Regions from separate parts of the Mus musculus genome. Here region 1 is linked to region 2. Evidence: chromatin loops called from intact Hi-C (ENCODE). Cell type or tissue: left cerebral cortex. All regions are shown on one strand. Links, peaks and the distances in the headings refer to the core of each region. The heading gives the core; the rest is flanking DNA. Region 1 overlaps Ripply3 (ripply transcriptional repressor 3). Region 2 overlaps Cldn14 (claudin 14).

Region 1 (4,000 bases), core at 1-4,000, 410 kb before region 2:
CATCTAAAACAGAGCACACGCAACACGCACCAACACATCTAAAACAGAGCACACGCAACACGCACCAACACATCTAAAACAGAGCACACGCAACATGCACCAACACATCTAAAACAGAGCACACGCAACATGCACCAACACATCTAAAACAGAGCACACGCAACATGCACCAACACATCTAAAACAGAGCACACGCAACATGCACCAACACATCTAAAACAGAGCACACGCAACATGCACCAACACATCTAAAACAGAGCACACGCAACATGCACCAACACATCTAAAACAGAAGTGCGAGCAAGGCTTAGGCTTGGCCATGCTTAAAATTAGCTGGTTACATAGAAGTGTTTGCCAATGAGTTTGAAGGGCAAACGGGATTTGGGATATGGTCAGTCCCAGCTTGTAATGAAACATTAAATGCATAAAATCAAGAACAGATTCCAGAAATATAACAAATCATCCTTAAAATCCCTCGGTAAGGAAGCAAAATAAAACTAGATAATAGAGGAGCCGGGTGTGATGGAGCACACCTTTAATTCCAGCACTCGAGAGGCAGAGGCAGGCGGATTTCTGAGTTCGAGGCCAACCTGGTCTACAAAGTGAGTTCCAGGACAGCCAGGGCTATACAGAGAAACCCTGTCTCGAAAAACAAACAAACAAACAAAACTAGATAATATATTTAATTCTCTATTTTGTTAAAAATGCTAACGTGTACTACCACGTGCTTTTCACCATGAAATAACCTTTACCTGACAGGATGCTGGAATCCAAAGGCTCCCTTTGATCCCGATGTGTGTTGGTCTCCCCAAGACTCACACTGCAAAGACAAATATGTAGAAGCACAGGTGTAGTTTTGGAGCCCCTGAAGGTGCCATCTTCAAGTTTTAAAAACACAACTTAAGTCTGTCACCATCTCAAGCCTTAAGAGCTTAAACATTCATGGCATCTCACAAGTTCTGCTTCCAGAATATTTAACCAGGAACTGTGAAGGCTCAAACCTTAAATCTATGCGTGTGGTTGTAGTGACAACTCTGAAATTTTGGTTTCCTTAAAAAACCACAGAAATATAAGAATGTTCTTTCATTTTAATCCCAGGTGTGCAGTGTGGGGCTGCTTCCGACTGTCTGCAGCAGCTGACTGTGATTTGCCTCATGCTCTAGCAGAGGCATGGTTTTGCCAGCTGCAGATAGTTTCTATGTCTGTTGTTTGGACTTCTGGGAACTTTTCAGAGGATATATAAATGCTAGGGCCCCAAGAGGCATGGGGTGTTGGTTGTTGGTAGTTCAGGGGAGTGATTGTACTTTGTTAATAGTCATGCACAAAGAAGAGATCAAAGAAATTAGATTTGGGGACCTCTATCTCTCCCTTTTATCCTTCTTTCTCTTCTATGCAGTGATAGGTCTCTGACAGCTTTACAGAGTAGAGTGGGTTGTGGAGCTGAAATGCTGAGCAGAGAGATGAGAAAAGCCAAGTACTTTTGGAATATATACATATACACACACATACACACACACACACACACGCATATATATATATGTATATATACATGTACATACATGTATATATATATGCGTGTGTGTGTGTGTGTGTGTGTGTGTGTGTGTGTGAATGAGGACTCAGAAGGTCTTGCAATGGTTGCTATCCATGCCATTTCACCCTTTAGGCAACCTTGGTGCATGAATATGCATGGCATGTGAGTGTGTGTGTGTGTGTGTGTGTGTGCGTGTGCGTGCCTGTTCCTGTGCGTGTGTGTATAAAGTATCTGTAAGTAACCTGGGCTACAGGCTGCCCCTGCAGTCATTACAGCGCATTAGCAGTGTTTCTCCACGACGCATTGAGAGCTAAGCGGATATATGCAAGGGTCTTCGGAACACAGTCCTTCCCATTATTTCTGGCTCTCCAGAGCTACAGGAAACAACTTCTGGATTCATCTGTTTGTAGTCATAAACAATCCCCTAAACTGAGGCTCTCACCTTGCAATCCTGTCCTGCTGAAGGTGACCTGCAGGGGGCAGCAGTGCACACTGTGGTAGATGGCTAAGGGTAATGCTTGCTAATCTGACCAGAGAAAGGCTGCTGCTTCCTTAAGTGCCCTGTCCTGAATAGACCAGCAACTTGCAATACCTGTCCAGGAACTGTAGAAATGGAGCCCCACAAACATGGGCTCTTAACTTCGTATGCCTTTCCCACCCCCCTTTTCTGACTTTTTAAGACAGTGTCTCCCTATGTAGCACAGGCTGACACACAGTCTCATTATGTAGTCCAGGCGGACCTCACACTTTTAGAGATCTTCCCAAGTGCTAGGATTGCAAGCATGAGGCACCACACCTGGCTTTCAAAACGGCCTTAGTAAAAGATCAGTTCTCATGGAGGGAAACACTGAAACACTCATACTTTGGTAAGTTAATGAGACTAGAACGGTAAGCCAGCTAAGCAGTGGGTTTAAGGTATGTGCATCTTCTTAAGCTCCAAAGAACAGGCTCAAGCGGAGAGTTTCAGTCATGAACCTCTGACTGTAAGGTTGTGGTGGGAAGCCTGGATTGTAACAGCACAGGCACAGGCCTTGGTAGTGTAGACAAATGGCCAGGAGGGAAATGTTCAGAGGCCAAAAACCAAAAACCATCAAGGCTGGAGGTGGGGGTGGGGCTGTCATGTCGCACGGTGATAGAAACATTTAGCGTCAGATATGCCAGTCCCAGGCCACCCTCAGGACCAATCTCTCGTCTCGGTCTCTCTGGGTCCCTCCCTCCCTCCCTCCTTCTCTCTCTTCCTCTTTCTTTCTCTCTTTCTTACTTTCTTTCTCCTTTTAATTTGGTCTATCAGCCAAGTCATGGTGGCACACACGGTTAGGCCCTGCAAATACAGGCAGATTTTGTGAGTTCAAGGCCAGCCTGGTCTACAGAGTGAGTTCCAGGACAACCATGACTACACAGAGAAACCCTGTCTCAAAAAAAATTGTTTTGTTTTGTTTTGTCTATTCCCCCCCCCACCCAGGGGAGGATACAGCTGTCTAGGCATCGAGTGGGTATAGTTATTCCTCTGCTCAAGGAACAAGGCCTTGGGGCTTTTCTCAGATTTGTATCTTATTCCAATTTCAATCTGCTTGCTGGAAGTCCTGGTATGGGTCACCAAGCCCCAGTCCCTCACAGACTCCTCTACAAAGTGTCATGAAGACTAGGGATGAGGAATTCTCCGGCTTTGCCAATGTCATCAGCTAGAAGCTGTGTGGCCTAAGCTCCCAGCCCGCTAGGAGGAGCCGGATTTACTAAGGCCTGCAGAGAACCTGTGTGGGACATCTATGAAGAGCTTTCTGCATAGAGCTGGGAGTTTAGCTCCCTGGTAAATCCAGAGCCTAGTGACAAGGAAAGACCCAGGGGTGGATCCCAAGATCTCGCCCTGACAGGCGTGTGGGAAGGCAGCCAGTTCTACAGTCCCTACAGAACCCCAGGCTCCCCCATCTGCCCAAATCCAGGCCTTAACTGCCTTCTGTGAAGTGCAGTCAACTGGAAAGGGGCTGTGCTTTAAGATAATCACAAGGGGCTTTCTCCTCACAGTGGAACCAGAAGCTGCCTGCCTCAGGCCCTGTGTGTGCCGTAGTACTCTAGTCTCCCACACAACTGAGTGACCTCCATACTCACGGTTCACTTAAAGGAAAATTTAGTAGTTAGTGAGTTCTTTTAAATCTTACCTTTAAGGACTCTAAGGACTTTAAGTCTGAGTGGAATGAGATAGAAAGAGTTCTCTTCAGTCACTTAGAAATTTGGAGCAGGGATTATCAGGACTGAAACAAAACCATGTAGCAGACTCTAGCTGCCCTCCTGTTTGCTCCGTTCTTTAAGCTTCTATAAATGCTAACTGAATTAAAGCACTCAGTATTCAAAGAAAATAACTTAAATGTAAAAGAATAATAGAGGAGTAATTTCCCACAGTTAACTTTTCATATCACATCTATCTGTACATTAAGCTGTATCCCACAGGTGTTGTGTAAGTGAGATGCA
Region 2 (16,545 bases), core at 6,143-10,142:
GCTTTGGGGGGGGGGGGTGATCAGCCAACAGCAACAGCAATGGGGAACTTCCACCAGAGCCATTTGATGGTGGCTGCAAACACAGGCTGCCTCTCCCGTTTTTGCCTGTTGGGTGACTATGAAGGAAGGGAGAGCGGGCTGCAGCTGCACTCCCAATAGGTAGGCTGTCACAGGGACCCCATAGTTTCTCTGTGACAAGAGAGATGTGGAAACTATGCTTAGGAGCCCAGGCCTGCTTTCACTGGCTGCTGCTCCTGGGCTCAGGAGACAAGCATCAGTTTTGTTTTTGAAAGGCTCCTCTTTGGACTCTATTCACAGAGGTATCCAGGTTACACTTAAGAAAAAATAAGCATATGAAACCATATTTTTGTACCACAGAACACTGCCAGAGAGTCCCCTGCTTCTTTCAAACTCCTAGCCAGATGTTTTCGTCTGTTTAATAGGGGAAAACCCAGCGCCCAGTTCCTGGGTCCACCGTCACAAGCAGGGTTGTGTGCCCAGCGTGTGTGGCCTGTTCCAAGGAGCCAGCCAACCCTGAAGTGCTCACTTAGCTGTGAACACTGCTGGTCGCTGCTACCATCTTGAAATACCCAATGCTTTCTGAACAAGGGTCTGTGTTTTTATTTGAAATGCTCTCCGCTTGGAAGCAGGCAAGGATGACCTCTAGCATCCAGGGTGCCTCAGAGACTGTGCATGGCTTGATCACAGCATACATCTGACAGACAAGCCACAGGGCCACATGTTAGCTTCTCTCTGCACCCGTGAATCCTCATCACATACAGCCTAAAATCTTATCACCCACCCAGTCCACTCTTAACTTCTAAACGTGTAAAAAGTACAGACAGGATTGGTTGTAGCTCAGTTTGTAGAGTGCTTGACCAGCATGCATGGCCCTAGGTGTGAGGTCCAGCACCCCACAAAGTAGGTGTGGCACTGCACACCTGTCACGCCCAAACTCAGGAAGTAGAGGCAAGAGGATCAGAAGTTCAAGGACATCTTAGGTTACAAATCAAATTTAAGCCCAGCCTGGGCTCTGTGAGCCTGTCACAAGATTAACCTTAACTTAATTAATTGAAAATTAAAAGTATATATATCATAGTATCACTGGCTGGTAAAGTGCTCGCCTAACATGCTCCGAGGTTTGATCTTCTGCACCACATAAGGCAGGCATGTAAGCCCTGTCTGCCATCCCAGCACTGTCCTTCGATCCCAGCACTGTCCTGCAATCCCAGCACTGTCCTTCGATCCCAGCACTGTCCTGCGATCCCAGCACTGTCCTGCGATCCCAGCACTGTCCTTCGATCCCAGCACTGTCCTGCGGCCCCAGCACTGTGCCTAGAGTAAGGGGGTCAGAAGTTCATCCTTCACTGCAGAGTAAATTTGAGGTCAACCTGAGCTATGTGAACTATGACCCTTCCAAAAAAAAAAAAGGAAGGAAGGAAGGAAGGAAGGAAGGAAGGAAGGAAGGAAGGAAGGAAAAACAAAGAAAAAGAACAACTCCCTACCTCTTTAAATGTTAACCAAACATTAGGGCGAGGACATAAAAATAACATTGGACCAGATAGCTGGACATCCAGAGTCACCCATCTCAGCCACAGTCCTGCAACGTTCCATTGCCCCCTGTCCTCACGTTCCATTTGTCCAGAGGCCCAAGGCCACCAGTCCCACCATTAATTAGTCTCTCACTGGGAAGCCAAACTGTGGGTACATCCCAAGCTCCTTGAGCACCCACGCTCTTCCTCTCAGCCGCAGTCACAGTGCTCCCTCCTCTTTGCCCGCTCCCCTCCCCCCTCCCCGTCAGCCCAGTCGCTTAATCACTTTAAAGTTCAGTTTTTCCCACCCACAAATGAGAATAGCAAAATAACAAAATTGTAGATTGCCTAAGAATCCCCCGTTGACGGAAGGAAGCATTAGCGCTAATGTGTCTGAGCACAGGAGCGCTCAGCGCACTACTGCCTTAGGAGTAACAACAGCCTGTCTGAGCATGAGGAGGCTTCGAACACCCGGACTCAAGCTGCACTTGCTGAGGGTGACTTTGAAACAATTTCCACAATATTTTACTTATCATCGGTAAATCTTTGCCTTACATTTTATTTGGCACCACGTTTGTAACCGTGGCCAATGTTCCCTAGTGCAGTGTTCAAATGAATAACGTTCAGAGGTTCACAGAATTTACAAACCGACTGTGCTGTCTTATCCCTGGAGATTTCCAGCCGGGCTGTGACAGTGTCTAGTGCCTTGGTTTGGGGTTTCTCTTCCCCCTCCCTTCCACCCACCTGTCTGTCTGTCTTAGTCTGGGTCCTGACTAAAGGGGGCCCACTGAGTTCTAGTATATTTCCAAGATAAAGATCCGGCAGCTGCTGAGCCACCTCACCCACACCTGGCCCACGCCCCTAATTTGGGTTTTTATGATCTATGAAACCAAGACATGTTGACTTAAGAAAACTGACAGTAATTCAGACACTGTCAAGGGGCCAGAGCGGGGACTGGAAAGGAGGCTTACTGGCCGAGAGCACCTACTGTTTTTATAGATGCCTCCAGCACCCACATCAGGGGTATACAGTTATGTAACTTTAGGGATCCGACCCCCTGTGACCTCTATGGGCAACACACACACATACACACACACACGCACACACACATATATATATATACACACATACACACACACACACATACACACACACACACATACACACACACATACACACATACACACACACACACACATACACACACATACACACACACACACGTCTCAGCAGCTTTTCAGGGATGGGTGCAGGCAACAAGCCCAACACAGACCTTAGTCTCAAAATCATCGTGGATTAAGCGCTCTCTCTCTCTCTCGCTCTCTCTCTCTCTCTCTCTCTCTCTCTCTCTCTAACATAGAGACATCTAGCCATTTGATGCCTGTGTGGGCCAGTTAGGGAGAGCTTGCCTTTGACCTTCAGGTACACGGGGAATTTTCCAGATGGGTCTCCTCATTTTCAGTCTTCTACGTTTAGGGACATGAAGGTAGAGGCTGTTTTGTATAGACCAGTGACAAGCACGAAGCCACCAAATTTCCAGTGCCCTGATCTAGAGAAGACTCACTCTTGTTTTTAGACTTGAGTGTGTCTCTCTAACTTCCTGAGCTGAGTGGACAGTGGACAGGGCTGGGGGAGGGGGTGGCTAAGCTATGGATGCATAACAAAGCAGAGATTGGTTCTAAAAGTCTGGGACCTAGGCTCCCCAGGGCTGCTCCTCCTGAGGGCTGAGGGTTGGCCTGCCCCCACTTTCTCCCCAAACTTTTAGAACATTCTGGGCTTCTTGCTGAGTCATTCCAAACTCTGCCTCAGTCCTCAGGGACTTTGTAAGACACTAATTCGGTTTAGGGACCTGGCCTTCCCCAGTGTGTCCCTGTCCACATGTGTAATCTTCCTACTTCCAAAGAGGGTGACATTCTGAGGTACTAGGAGTTAGGACTTCGATATATCTTGGGGGGTGAGGGATATAGTTCCACTCATAGCACCTTCTTTAGAAAGCTTTCTCCCTTAAAAAGACAAACAAAACGCCGGATGTGGTGGCACACACCTTTAATCCCAGCACTTGGGAGGCAGAGGCAGGCAGATTTCTGAGTTCCAGGCCAGCCTGGTCTACAGAGTGAGTTCCAGGAAACCCAGGAGAAACCCTGTCTCAAAAAACCAAAACAAACAAACAAAACAAAAAACAAAAGCAAAAGCAAACAGCTATTAGTATTTAATAATCATTTAACACTAAAAAAATGCTTGCATTGATCAGGGGAATATATACTTTTTCTTTTAGTTTTCTTTGTTCTTATACTTTGTCCTTATACTTTGTCCTTATAGGGCAGACTTTTGAAAAATGAAAAATAACCTAGAAAACCTACACCACTAAGAAAAAAATGCTATGAAAATTGAGTTTCGCCGGGCATGGAGGCACACGCCTTTAATCCCAGCACTTGGGAGGCAGAGGCAGGTGGATTTCTGAGTTCGAGGCCAGCCTGGTCTACAGAGTGAGTTCCAGGACAGCCAGGGCTACACAGAGAAACCCTGTCTCGAAAAACAAAAACAAAAACAACAACAACAACAAAAAATTGAGTTTCTTTTCTAAACTGAAATTCAGTTATTTCATCTTAAAATGTTGATCTGCACTTTTAAAATTACTTATTAAGTTAGTGTATTACACGTGTGTGTGTGCACATATGTGTGGGGCGCATGCAGTTAGAGGTCAGAGGACAACTTGAAGGAGTTGGTTCTTTCCTTCCACCATTTAGATCCCAGGGATCGAACTCAGGTCTGTCGGGCATAGCAGCAAGCACCTTTGCCCACTGAGCTAGCTTGCCAGCCCTAATCTGTATTTGTAAAGAACTTAAATAGTGAGAAGATGCCTCCAGAGAAAGGCTGAGAGTTCCAGTGATCCAGATGGCTTTCTGTGGTCTTCACTGAGTCTGCAGGCTCTCGCTGCACCTCACCAAAGCAGAAGTGACCTCTGCAGGTTTTGTGCCTCAAACCGTGGTTTTTATCTAACCAACATTCGCTTTCTTCTTAGGAAAATGTGTTTTCTTTACTCGTCACTCATGTACCTAGATGGAGTTAAGCTACAATGGGTCATTTTAATGTGTGACTTAGGAGAGGACATCGACTACTTTTCCTGATTAGCACAGTGCACACTATCAGGTCACTTAGTTCCGGTTGCATAATTACCTGCCTGTGATTCTCACAGACTGTATGTGTGTGAGACTGAATGGCTTTGGAAGTCCTGTCAATTTAAACTGCCAATGCCTGCCTGCCAGGCTAATAGGTACTTAAAGTTAGAGAGTATGGAACTGTAATGACTGTCTCTAAAACTCTTCAGGGTGCAGGAAAGCCACCCCCAACACACACACATACACACATACACACACACATACACACACATACACACACACACACACACACACCACCCCTGCAAGACCCAACACCTTCACCTTGTAGATGCTGCCCCACCCACCTGGCCCGCTGAGGGCTTTTCGAACATTTGTCTTGGACTCCCATCTCTCTAGCAAATGTTTTCCACAGTTGTACACATGCCTGCAAGGGGGGAGGGGGACATGGGAGAAACAGTAGCCCACAGGGAATGCCAAAGTCAGCCCAGTGCATGCTAGCAGGGCCTTCCTATGCAAACACAGTGAAGGATAGAGCCTTCTGCAACATTGTGGCCAGGAGGGTTGGGGCTGGGGTTAAGCAGTTTTCAAGGAGACACTTTCATTTAATGTGTTTTCTAGTGAATGAATGGCTTATAAGCGAGAAGCAAAGTCAGGAAGTATTGCTTGATGCTGCTGCTATGGGGGGGAGGGGAGGGGGGAGGAAGCTGGAGGGGGAGGTTTGAAGCTCATTAACACTTCTTAAATTAGAAAATCCTTAACTTAAAAATAGCAAAACCTAGTGATTTCTAAAATTAGCTCCCCTTGCTTTCCATAAATACACTTAGACCTCCCCAGACTGGTCCACCACCAAGCCTTGTGGGCTCCTGTCAAGCCTTCCGACAGTCTTTAATGGGTAACCTTGAAAAGGAAAGTTTGGGGCAGCCTAGAATTCAGGTCAGGAATCAGCCAGGGGGCCCAATGTAAGCCTGGACCTTTCACTCTTCGGACTCTGTCGAGGTGGAGAAGCTGGGGACTGTCCTGACTTGCTTGAGAGGGTCCCCTACGCTGGGCAGTCTCTGTAACTAAGAAAGCAGGCTGAGCCCTGGCTTACACTCCTGTCAGATGCATTAAGCATCTGGCCACTTGGAATCCTGTCCCTGGGCAGGAGTCAGCAAGCTTGATGTCACATCAGGCCTGAATTCCAAAACAGCCCCTGACCTGCCTCTGAGGTGCCAGAGAAAGTCGCCCCCTTACAGACACAGCCCCCAAGGCCATTCTCTAAGTCACAACAGGTACACACCCTAACTAACGCATGTCAGTCCAAGCTGTGTGGAAGGAAGGTTGAGGTGTAACAGAAAAACCTGAGTGTACATATAAGGTAGAACTCCCTCTGTGTGCTTTCCCTAAGTCGTAGGTCCCGGAGACATCGAGAATGGGAGCTCTGGGGTCTCCAGGAAGCACAGGCTGCTGGGACCTGCATCCTCTCATCCAGCTCTGTCCTTCCACCCTGAGGAGCCTCCATTTTTTTTTTTTCAGGACATGTTAATTATCATAGGAACTGCCTATGGAAAAGTGTTTTGGTGACAGAAATAAAGGCATCGAGATAATATTTAACCCAGTTCCCTTTTCTTGCCCTCCCTCTCCTCCTGGCTTTATTAGGCTTCCTGCGGGCACCTAAGGACCAGATCCATCCCTGGGGACCTGGGCACTGCTCAGCGCGGCTAGCAGGGGCCCTTAGCCATGGCCAGCACAGCGGTCCAGCTCCTAGGCTTCCTGCTTAGCTTCCTGGGCATGGTAGGAACGCTCATCACCACCATCCTGCCACACTGGCGGAGGACGGCCCATGTGGGCACCAACATCCTGACTGCCGTATCCTACCTGAAGGGACTGTGGATGGAATGTGTGTGGCACAGCACAGGCATCTACCAGTGTCAGATCTACCGCTCACTGCTGGCGCTGCCCCGGGACTTGCAGGCCGCCCGGGCGCTCATGGTCATCTCCTGCCTGTTGTCGGGCATGGCCTGCGCCTGCGCAGTAGTGGGCATGAAGTGCACACGCTGCGCCAAAGGCACACCCGCCAAGACCACCTTTGCAGTGCTGGGGGGCGCGCTCTTCCTGCTGGCCGGCCTGCTGTGCATGGTGGCCGTGTCCTGGACCACGAATGACGTGGTGCAGAATTTTTATAACCCGCTGCTGCCCAGTGGCATGAAGTTTGAAATCGGCCAGGCCCTGTACCTGGGCTTCATCTCCTCATCCCTGTCTCTCATCGGGGGCACCCTGCTCTGCTTATCCTGCCAGGACGAGGCCCCCTACAGACCCTACCCGCCCCAGTCCAGGGCCGGAGCTACCACCACGGCTACCGCCCCTGCCTACCGCCCACCAGCGGCCTACAAGGACAACCGTGCCCCCTCGGTGACCTCAGCCGCGCACAGTGGGTACAGGCTGAATGACTACGTGTGAGTTCCTTCCCCGGGCTTCTGCCAGGGATGCTGGGCCCCAAAGGACCAATGATGGATGTGGGAAGGATGCAGAGAGCAAGCCCGGAACACAGGGAAGGAGGTGCTCTTCAAAGCAAAGACTTCTAAAAAGTGCTGGTTTTTTATTTATTATATGTATTTATGCGGGTGGCTTAATAAGAGCTCAATAAAGAGTGTCTTGGAAGCGTGGCCCATCCATCGGGTTGGTTTGTCTCACGGGAACAAGCCGCGTGGAGGTGGTCTGTGAGGCGGGCAGCAGTAGCTCCTGCTGCATCTTCAAGGTGTGGAAAGCCTCATCTGAGTCCTGGGGATTTGGAGTATCCTGGTTATGCAGCCAAACTAAGGACCAGGAGCCCTGACCTTGACACTGAATCACTAGCATCCACTAGTGCATGATGGGAAAATCTAGAAAGCTGACTGCTGTGCCCCCAGGAAGTCACAGAGGCCCCTGTAAATCTAGAAGCAAGCCTCAAAGGACACCACACAGCAGAAAGTTAAGCGAGTGTTGCTGTCTACCTGAAAACGGTTCCCACTGTGTAGTGTGTGTGTGTGTGTGTGTGTGTGTGTGTGTGTGTGTGTGTGTGCGCGCGCGTGCGCGCGCCCGCACTTGTGTGTGAGAGAAAGGGGAAGGGGGGCAGCGTAGAGAGTGAAGGACAGTTCCCCAGAGTCTTACTCTACTGCCACCTTGTGGCAGAACCTGGGATCACACCATTCAGGTCATAGGCTTGCCCAAAGCCTCTCTTATCAGATAAGAGTCTTGCTGGCTCAACAGTTCTTCCTTTAATAAGTTACAAAGAGAAGCGGAAGAGGTTCTGGTACCTCTGCTTTCTGTGCGTTGGCACGAAGTTCAGTCAGGAGTGCTTGGCCCCCAGGGCTTAGCTGTAAATGTTACCCTCTTTTTCTAAGTCCTAGCTGCCGTGACAACAGGTTCTAGGGAGCTCCTTTACCTAGAAAAAGAAAATCCTAGAAAGTTGTGAGGACCCCAGTGTCCTTCCTGGTTCCAACCACATGACCAGAAAGCTGTCTGCTGTCTCCCTGAACCTCCCTCCCACACCCTACCCCAGGGAATCTAGAGCTGTGCTCACATCCTTTCTCTGCCCTGGCCTCTGCCAAAGGCTTTGAGTGGGGAGGACACACCCACTCAAGGGCTGAGCGTGAGAGTCCCCAGCACGAGAGTTGCAGTGGGGCAGGGTGAGGCTCAGTGGCTCAGCCTGGGGAGACCCTGGCCCATGATCACAAAGGGTAAAACTGAATATCCAAACGGAATGTGGAGAAAGGGTCACAGCCCAAGCCCTAGACCTACACAGGCGTCAATGATGTCATAACCCTGTATTAGTTATGATCCTAATTACAGCCACCTGTCAGTGACTGGGGCAAAGTTCAATCGGTGAGTGCTTACCCAGCGCTGGGTTAGAGCCCCAGCCCCACATAAAGCCAGGCGTGGAGAGGCACACCTGTTAGCGAAGAAATTGGGAAGTGGAGATCAGAAGGTCGGAAGTTCAAAGCCATCCTTGGCTACACAGCCAGTTCAAGGCCAGTCTGTGCTAACCAACACACCTCACCTGTTAAGATGCGACTCAAGGGAAGGAGGGCCTATTTTGGCTACAGTCTGAGGGCTCAGTCCAGCGCAGCATCAGGACTGTGAGCATGGACATGTCGAATCCAGTCAGGAAGCAGTAAAAGATGGACCCGGGTTCTCAGCCAGCTTTCTCCCTGCCGTCAGCCCTGCACCCTAGCCCACAGAACCGTGCTACCCACAGTTTGTGCGGCTCTTCCATCCTTCCTCAGTTTACCAACCTCAAATCATCCTCACAGATGTGCCCGGTAATTAATCTGCTAGACGATTCTAGAGCCGTGGTTCTGTTTTTCTTTTCTTTTTTAAAATTTATTTATTTATTTTATGTATATGAGTGAGTACACTGTAGCTGTCTTCAGACGCACCAGAAGAAGGCCTCAGATCCCATTACAGATGGTTGTGAGCCACCATGTGGTTGCTGGGATTTGAACTCAGGACCTCTGGAAGAGCAGTCAGTGCTCTTAACTGCTGAGTCATCTCTCCAGCCCGAGCCTTGGTTCTTAACCGTCCCAATGCTACGACCCTTTAATACAGTTCCTCATGCTGTGGCGACCCCAACCATAAATTATTTTGTTGCTACTTCATAGCTGTGATTTTGCTTCTATTATGAATTGTAATGTAAATATTTGATATGCTGGATATCTGATATCTGGCCCACCAAGGCATCTTGACCCAAGGGTGAGAACCATTGTTCTAGAGTAGTTGACAAAGTTCACTGTCACAGCCTCTAGTGTCATGCTTTGCCCTGACATCACAGGGCTCTCGGGACTCTTAGGAAGCTTGGGGTGGGGGACTTGATCTGAGGAATCTCTCTGTTTCCTTCAGCCAGTCCCACCTACAAATCTGCTCTGACCATGAGGCCTCATGAGATCTCCTGGTGTCTTGTTAAGGTTTCTATTGCTGTGACAAATCACTGTGACCAAAAGCAAGTTGGGGGAGACAGGATTTGTTCAGTTTACACTTCCACACCCATAGTTCACCACTGGAGGAAGTCAGGACAAGGACTCAAGCAGAACAGGGACCTGGAAGAAGGAGCGGAGGCAAAGGCCGTGGAGGGGTGCTGCTTACCAGCTTGCTCCTCATGGCTTGCTTGCTCGGCCTGCTTTCTTATAGAACGGAGAATGGCCAGCCCAGGGATGGCTCCACCCACCATGAGTTGGTGATCACAAATTTTAAAAAATGCCTTACAGCCAGATCTTAGGGAGGCATTTCCTCAGCTGAGTTTTCCTCATTCCCAGTGACTCCAGCTTGGGTCAAGTTGACACAAAACCAGCCAGCACATCTGACAGCACCAGGTAGCTAATCAGACAAGAGCAGGCTTGAAGGTCACTGGGGATGCCCCCCGCCCCCCAATCAGCAGCTTTATAAAATGAAGAACTCAAAAGATAAGAGCTGTGTGTCTAAGTATAACATTTTCAAAAATAAAGAAAAATTGAAGCTGGGCAGTGGTGGCGCACACCTTTAATCCCAGCACTTGGGAGGCAGAGGCAGGTGGATTTCTGAGTTCGAGGCCAGCCTGGTCTACAAAGTGAGTTCCAGGACAGCCAGGGCTATACAGAGAAACCCTGTCTTAAAAAAACAAAAAAAGGGGCTGGTGAGATGGCTCAGTGGGTAAGAGCACCCGACTGCTCTTCTGAAGGTCCAGAGTTCAAATCCCAGAAACCACATGGTGGCTCACAACCATCTGTAACAAGACTGACTCCCTCTTCTGGAGTGTCTGAAAGACAGCTACGGTGTCCTTATCCTTACATATAATAAATAAATAAATCTTTAAAAAAAAAGAAAGAGAGAGAGAAATGAAAGAGAAAGGAAAGGAAAGGAAAGGAAAGGAAAGGAAAGGAAAGGAAAGGAAAGGAAAGGAAAGGAATATTGAAGGGGGACGGGGGACGGGGGGGGGGGGGGGGGGACGGAGGGAGATGTGAGTTTGTCTCTGGCTTCGGGTAGCTATGACGTTCTCGACCACCAGGTGGCACAGAGTCCAGTTCAGCTGGTGAAGAACTTTCCTGACAGGCATGAGGCCCTTGGTCCAAGCCCCAGCAGGGCTTAACTCGGGTGCAGTAACACCTGCCTGGAATCTCAGAATTTGGGAGGAAGCAGGAAAGTGAGGCCTTTAAAATCCTCCTGGAGAGAAGCTCAGACTCAGAGCGCTGGCTGCTCTTGCAGAAGACCTGGACTCTGTTCCTAACACCCACATCATGGCTCACAACCACCCATAATTCCAATTTTAGAAGATCCGACACCTTCTTCTCCGAGGGCACCAGGCACTCCTACAAACATGAAGACAAATGCTCAAAAAACAGATAAGTCTAAAAGAAAAAGAAAAAAGGAAAAAAGAAAGAAAGAAAGCTGGGCATGGTGGCGCACACCTTTAATCCCAGCACTCGGGAGGCAGAGGCAGGTGGATTTCTGAGTTCGAGGTCAGCCTGGTCTACAGAGTGAGTTCTAGGACAGAGAAACCCTGTCTCGAAAAACCGAAAAGAGAGAGAGAGAGAGAGAGAGAGAGAGAGAGAGAGCATCCTCGGGTTACACAGGGAACTCAAGGCCAGCCTGAGATACACAAGACTATATCAAAAGATAAAATAAAACAAAAACTTCCTGATAATTATAAGGTTACTATGTAGCCAGAAGTACTCTGGTAAAGAACAAAACCATGCCATAGCCCCTCTCCTAAGAGTCAATTCAAATGGACTGTCCATCACTCAGGCGGGAAGCTGGACCTCAGGCAAGCTACCTGACCTAGAAAGAGAAATGTCATCGACAGGAGAAAGTGGGCTGGAGGGACGGCTCATTCTCTCTCTCTCTCTCTCTCTCTCTCCCTCTCTCTCTCTCTCTCTCACACACACACACACACACCACAAATAAAAATAATGAATCTGCCCTTGGGAGACAGAGGCAGGCAGATTTCTGAGTTTGAGGCCAGCCTGGTCTACAGAGTGAGTTCCAGGACAGCCAGGGCTACACAGAGAAACCCTGTCTTGAAAACAAACAAACAAACAAACAAACAAAGAATCTAAAAATAAAAAGAACAGTAGAAAGGGAATTTGAACCAGGACTTGCATCTAGACGATTAGTCAGGGATGTATGTCAGCTCCAACACATGAGACAGGAGTCTAGTCTCATGTGAGTTCAGACAAGCACATGCATGATTGGTGGTCACATGTGGCGCTTCTCTTAGAGCATGGGTCCTGACTGCATAGGATGAAAGGTGACATCATCCCCAAGTCTGAATCACAGAGGAAACAGGAAGTGACGTCTTGGGTCTCTAAAGGGCATCTAAACCAGGAAGTAGATCTGAGGAAGCTCGGATTACCTCCTGCAGGCCGCAGTACCTTCCCCTTGCTTTCTCTTTTCCATTCTCATGTACTCCCAGGACAAGTGTCTCTGTTCCTCTAAGCCTTTTTTTTGGCCACACAATCAGGGTCATCACCGCGGGTAGACACCAGCTCCTGCTCACTCTTCAGGACTAGAGCTTAACCAAGATGGAGTCTTTTGGAGGTGAAACACAAGACTGAGTTTCAGAATGAAAAGGAACCATGAGTCAGACTCAGATGAGTGCCAGGAACCCACTGTTACAACGTGGTATGAATTACAGCATGGCCCTTGTGGATTGAGAAACGCTACATTTGTTTCCTTCGAACTTGGCTCTGATCCCTAGAGGCCTGTAATCTACCAGGCTTTCTGGTTCCTCCTCCTCAGTTCAGGCAGCCCGGGAGGCCCAGAAAAGAAGGGGCTAGTTTCAGAAGTGACACCTGTCTCCCCACTTAGGGCAGCCCTACCTAGGCACAGGTCACCAGACCCTGATGTCTTCCAGCCCCAAGTTTCCTCCATCTGTCCCTGAAGATACACACTGGAGCCTTCCACCTGTAAGTCTCTCCGTGGGTCTTCTGTGGGTCTCGAGGAAGCCCCTCCTGTACTGAATGCTTCTGCCTCCTCTCTCCTGGACAGCACACCCAATGCTCTCATGGTTTGGGCCTTTTGAAATCTTAGACCTCTGAAGTCTCCCCAAACATCCTATGTTCAAATTGTGACCAGAAGTAGAAATACTACCACAAGCCACTTACTTGATAACGACAAACTGGGTAGAGAACCAGGATATTGACCTTAAAATTGGGAACCTGAGTCATAACTGCTGGTCAGGTTCCACCGGCTGCTGATGGCATGTCCCACAGACTGATGGCATGTTCCACAGACTGATGGCATGTCCCACAGACTGATGGCATGTCCCACAGACTGATGGCATATCCCACAGATTGATGGCATGTCCCACAGACTGATGGCATGTCCCACAGACTGATGGCATGTCCCACAGACTGATGGCATGTCCCACAGACTGATGGCATGTCCCACAGACTGATGGCATGTCCCACAGACTGATGGCATGTCCCACAGACTGATGGCATGTCCCACAGACTGATGGCATGTCCCACAGACTGAGGGAGGGAAAGAAGTAACAGCCTAAGTTGGAGTCCCAGGATCCACAATGGTGGAAGGAGAGGACTCCTAAGTTATCCTCTGTTTCAGGAGTCACATGTCACCTGACGTCTCTGTACACCGTGTGCTGGTGTGTGCCTGTGTGTGTTTGTGAGGTCTGTTTCTAGCTGTACCACAGGGGAACAGGGGCTCAGGACATAGCTTGGCTGGTACAGTACATGATGTTCTGGGACCAAGCCTCAGCACCCCATCAACTGGGCATAATGGTCTACACCCACCACTCTGGAGGAGGAGGAGGCACAAGGGTCAGAAGGTCAAGGTTCAGAAGGTCAAAGTCATCCTCGGGCTATGAAAGGAGTTTGAGGAAAGCCTGGGATACCAGAGACCATGCCTCTGAAAATACCTAACTAAGAGTCTCCGAGTCCCCGGACTTTTTCTAATTATGAGAAAGGAAAGCAGAAGGGAGAGGAAGACGGAGACAGAGACAAAGGAAAAGATTGCAAGAATTTTTAAAAAGTCTATATGACTGGGCAGTTGTCCAAAGTAAAATATAGAACTTCATCTAGTAAATTATTTTAAAATACTACCAACAGGGTTTGCAGGTGATGGAAGGGGAAGACATTAGTAAACAGCCCGTTTCCTGCCCAAGAAAGGCCAGTGAAGGTTACCCCATAAATCACCGGCCCCGGGCTAATCACCTGCCTCTTCCTCAAACCTCCTCTTGCTCAGCCAGCCTCACACAGGCAGGTAGAAGCCCAGCACAGGACTGCCTTAACCCTATGTAAATGTTACCACCTTCCAGCGGCTGGCAAATGATTGACTGACTGGAGCTGTCCGTGTGCCAGGACAGCCTACCCGCTCCTGCCTGGGGCATCAGCTGCCTCCAGCTCTGGGGAGGTCTGGGGATTTTTAGTCATCTCAGGCATTTTTCCAGCATGAAACATTTGCATAGACTTCTCATCTAGCCTAGTTAAATAGAGAGGGTTTTGGTCCAGTGGCTCCAAATAGGAGTCTGAGGAAGTGGGCACTTGCCATGGGTGGGAGACCCATGACCTTGTCAGTCATGAGTTAGATGCAGAGGGGGCCTGGGAAATGAAGAGGGAGTGGGGATGGAGAAGCCTTGGGATGTCCTTGGAGGTCCTTGGTCTAGAGCCCACCTCCTGAAAGGTATTTACATATCACACAAATTTGGTTTTTTGCCTTGTTTGTTGTTTTGTTTGTTTCTGAAGCAAGGTCTTGCCCAGGTTTGTAGCCCAGGCTACCCTCAATCTAAATCCTCTTGCCTCTATGTTCCCAGGGACTAATTGGCCTCTGCCCCTCATCCCACCCAATGATATCACACACTTTTTATTTTTTACAAAACCAAAGGTGCCTAAACCAGATTGAGGCAGCAGTGAATCAGACTTTAGAGACAGCCGGGCAGGGGTGGCGCACGCCTTTGATCCCAGCACTTGGGAGGCAGAGGCAGGCAGATTTCCAGGACAGCCAGGGCTATACAGAGAAACCCTGCATATATATATATACAAACCCTGTATATATATATACAAAACAAAACTTTAGAGACGGACATTATCAAGCGTGGACAAGGAGGAGGGCTGGTGGGGGTGAATTAGCGTGATGGCTTGGGTCTGCGCTGAAGAGATTCTGTGCGCTACACACTCCTCGATGGACCTTGGAGGCTGGGGTAAGGATGCTTTCATCCCAGGAGCCTGTTAGCATTCTGTCTAAGCTCCGCCCCACAGTTACCTGGCAACAGCCAGGGAGGCCTGGCCCACTCTAAAAGGGGCCGCTTGCCCCCTCCTCCCTCTCTTGCCTCTTGCCCTCTTGCTCCCCCTCTCTCCCCATTCCCTTCCCTCCTTTCTCCACGTGGTCATGGCCGGTCTCGACTTCTCTACTCTCCCTCTCTCTGTTTTTCCCTGCCTCTACTACCCTCTTTAACTCCCCTCCCCGTGCCCTGAATAAACTATTCTATGCTATACCGCCGTGTGGCTGGTCCCTCAGGGGGAAGGAATGCCTTGGCATGGGCCCGCCTAGGCACCCCCCTTCCCGCAAACTTTACCACACCCTGATATAACATATCTTTCATTTCTTTATCACCTGTATGGCAGCCACTTAGGGTCAGGATGGGTGTGTTCAGCTCCGTGCACAGCTCCCCCAGTGCTGGTTCATTTTCTCAGTCAGTCCATGAACGCCGATGGTCTGGATACGTTTTTGTTCCCGTGGCAGCTGAGAGCATAGCTTTGTGCTGGGTAAAGACTGCCATCTCCGAGTCCCTTCAAACGTACGACTCTCCCGTGTCACGTGTGAATCTGTTTTCAGCGTAAAAACCCATTTGCTCAGCACTTACTAGGATCAATGTAAGCGGAAAAGAAGGCCTCTGTTGCCACAGGCTACCCCATTGGCTGGGCACCAGGTAAGGTCCAACCTGAAGCAGAGGGAAGGAATCAGTCAACCTACAGCTACTATTAAAGATTTATTTTATTTTTAGGTTTGTGTGTGTGTGTGTGTGTGTGTGTGTGTACAGAGCAGCTGGGAACAGAGGGGGCATCAGATCCCCCAGAGCTGGAATTACACAAGATTGTGAGCTGTCCAGTGTGGGTGCTAGCAATGGAATCCAGGCCCTCTGTAAGAGCAATGCTCGTTCTTACCCACTAAGCCTTCCCTCTCATTCCCAAATGTCCACAAATTCTAGGAAGTACAACAGAAACTACAAGCACAACCTGAAATAATAATAATAATAAAACTAATAATACTGAAGAGGAAAAAAAAACAAATTAATGTTCAGCCTGTTGGAAATGTAAAAACAAAATTCTTCCCCCTCCTCTTATTTTTATTTTTAATTTATTTATTTTTGGTGTTTCGAGACAGGGTTTCTCTGTATAGCCCTGGCTGTCCTGGAACTCACTTTGTAGACCAGGCTGGCCTCGAACTCAGAAATCCACCTGCCTCTGCCTCCCTAAAGGTGTGTGCCACCACACCCGGCTCCCCCCTCTTATTTTAAAGAGAAAAACTACAGCAACAGTCTATTTAGGAAGTTACACTGGGAAGGTTACTGTGTCAAAACCCTGCTGGATGGGGGCCAAGGCTGAGGCAAACATGAACCCTCTCTGCAAATGCCTCCCAGACTACAAACCAAGTACCTTGGGAGGGAAACAGAAAAGTCCACACATGACCAGGAAACTGGACGGAAAGGTGGCTGATGAGCCCAAGATTTATCACTCTCTGAAGGACAAGGTAGACAGTAAGAGGAAGGAGCAGAGAGGAGCAGAGATACAGAGGGTTGAAAGTGAAGGCCAGTGAGCCGGCTCAATCGGTATAGAGGTCTGCTGCCAAGCCCAAAGACGGGAGTTCGATCCCCGGGACCAGAGTGGTGGAAAGGGAGAACCAACTCTTACAGGTTGTCCTCTGACCTCCACACGCACACTGTGGCA

The links. Peaks named below come from ENCODE experiments on the same cell type or tissue, not always from the same donor. Only the 100,000 strongest peaks of a DNase experiment are listed, where the experiment ranks them.
Region 1: it touches region 2 in a loop (2.2-fold over the local background); 3 of 42 quality-filtered maps call a loop at or near these places.

The regions. Positions count from the first base shown.
Region 1 is chr16:94,330,076-94,334,075 of GRCm38, reverse strand. It overlaps Ripply3 (ripply transcriptional repressor 3), which reads right to left. Exons shown (of 4, transcript NM_133229.2): 3 at 753-820. Among named protein-coding and RNA genes, the nearest start is that of Ripply3, 3.7 kb to the right of the region's middle. In left cerebral cortex, for the core only: a CTCF peak has its summit at 1,998 (motif pointing right); a DNase peak (open chromatin) is centred at 1,993.
Region 2 is chr16:93,909,782-93,926,326 of GRCm38, reverse strand. It overlaps Cldn14 (claudin 14), which reads left to right. Exons shown (of 2, transcript NM_001165925.1): 2 at 6,290-7,296. The coding sequence starts at 6,371. The coding sequence ends at 7,090. Among named protein-coding and RNA genes, the nearest start is that of Gm31012, 11 kb to the left of the region's middle. In left cerebral cortex, for the core only: a CTCF peak has its summit at 7,819 (motif pointing left); a DNase peak (open chromatin) is centred at 7,793.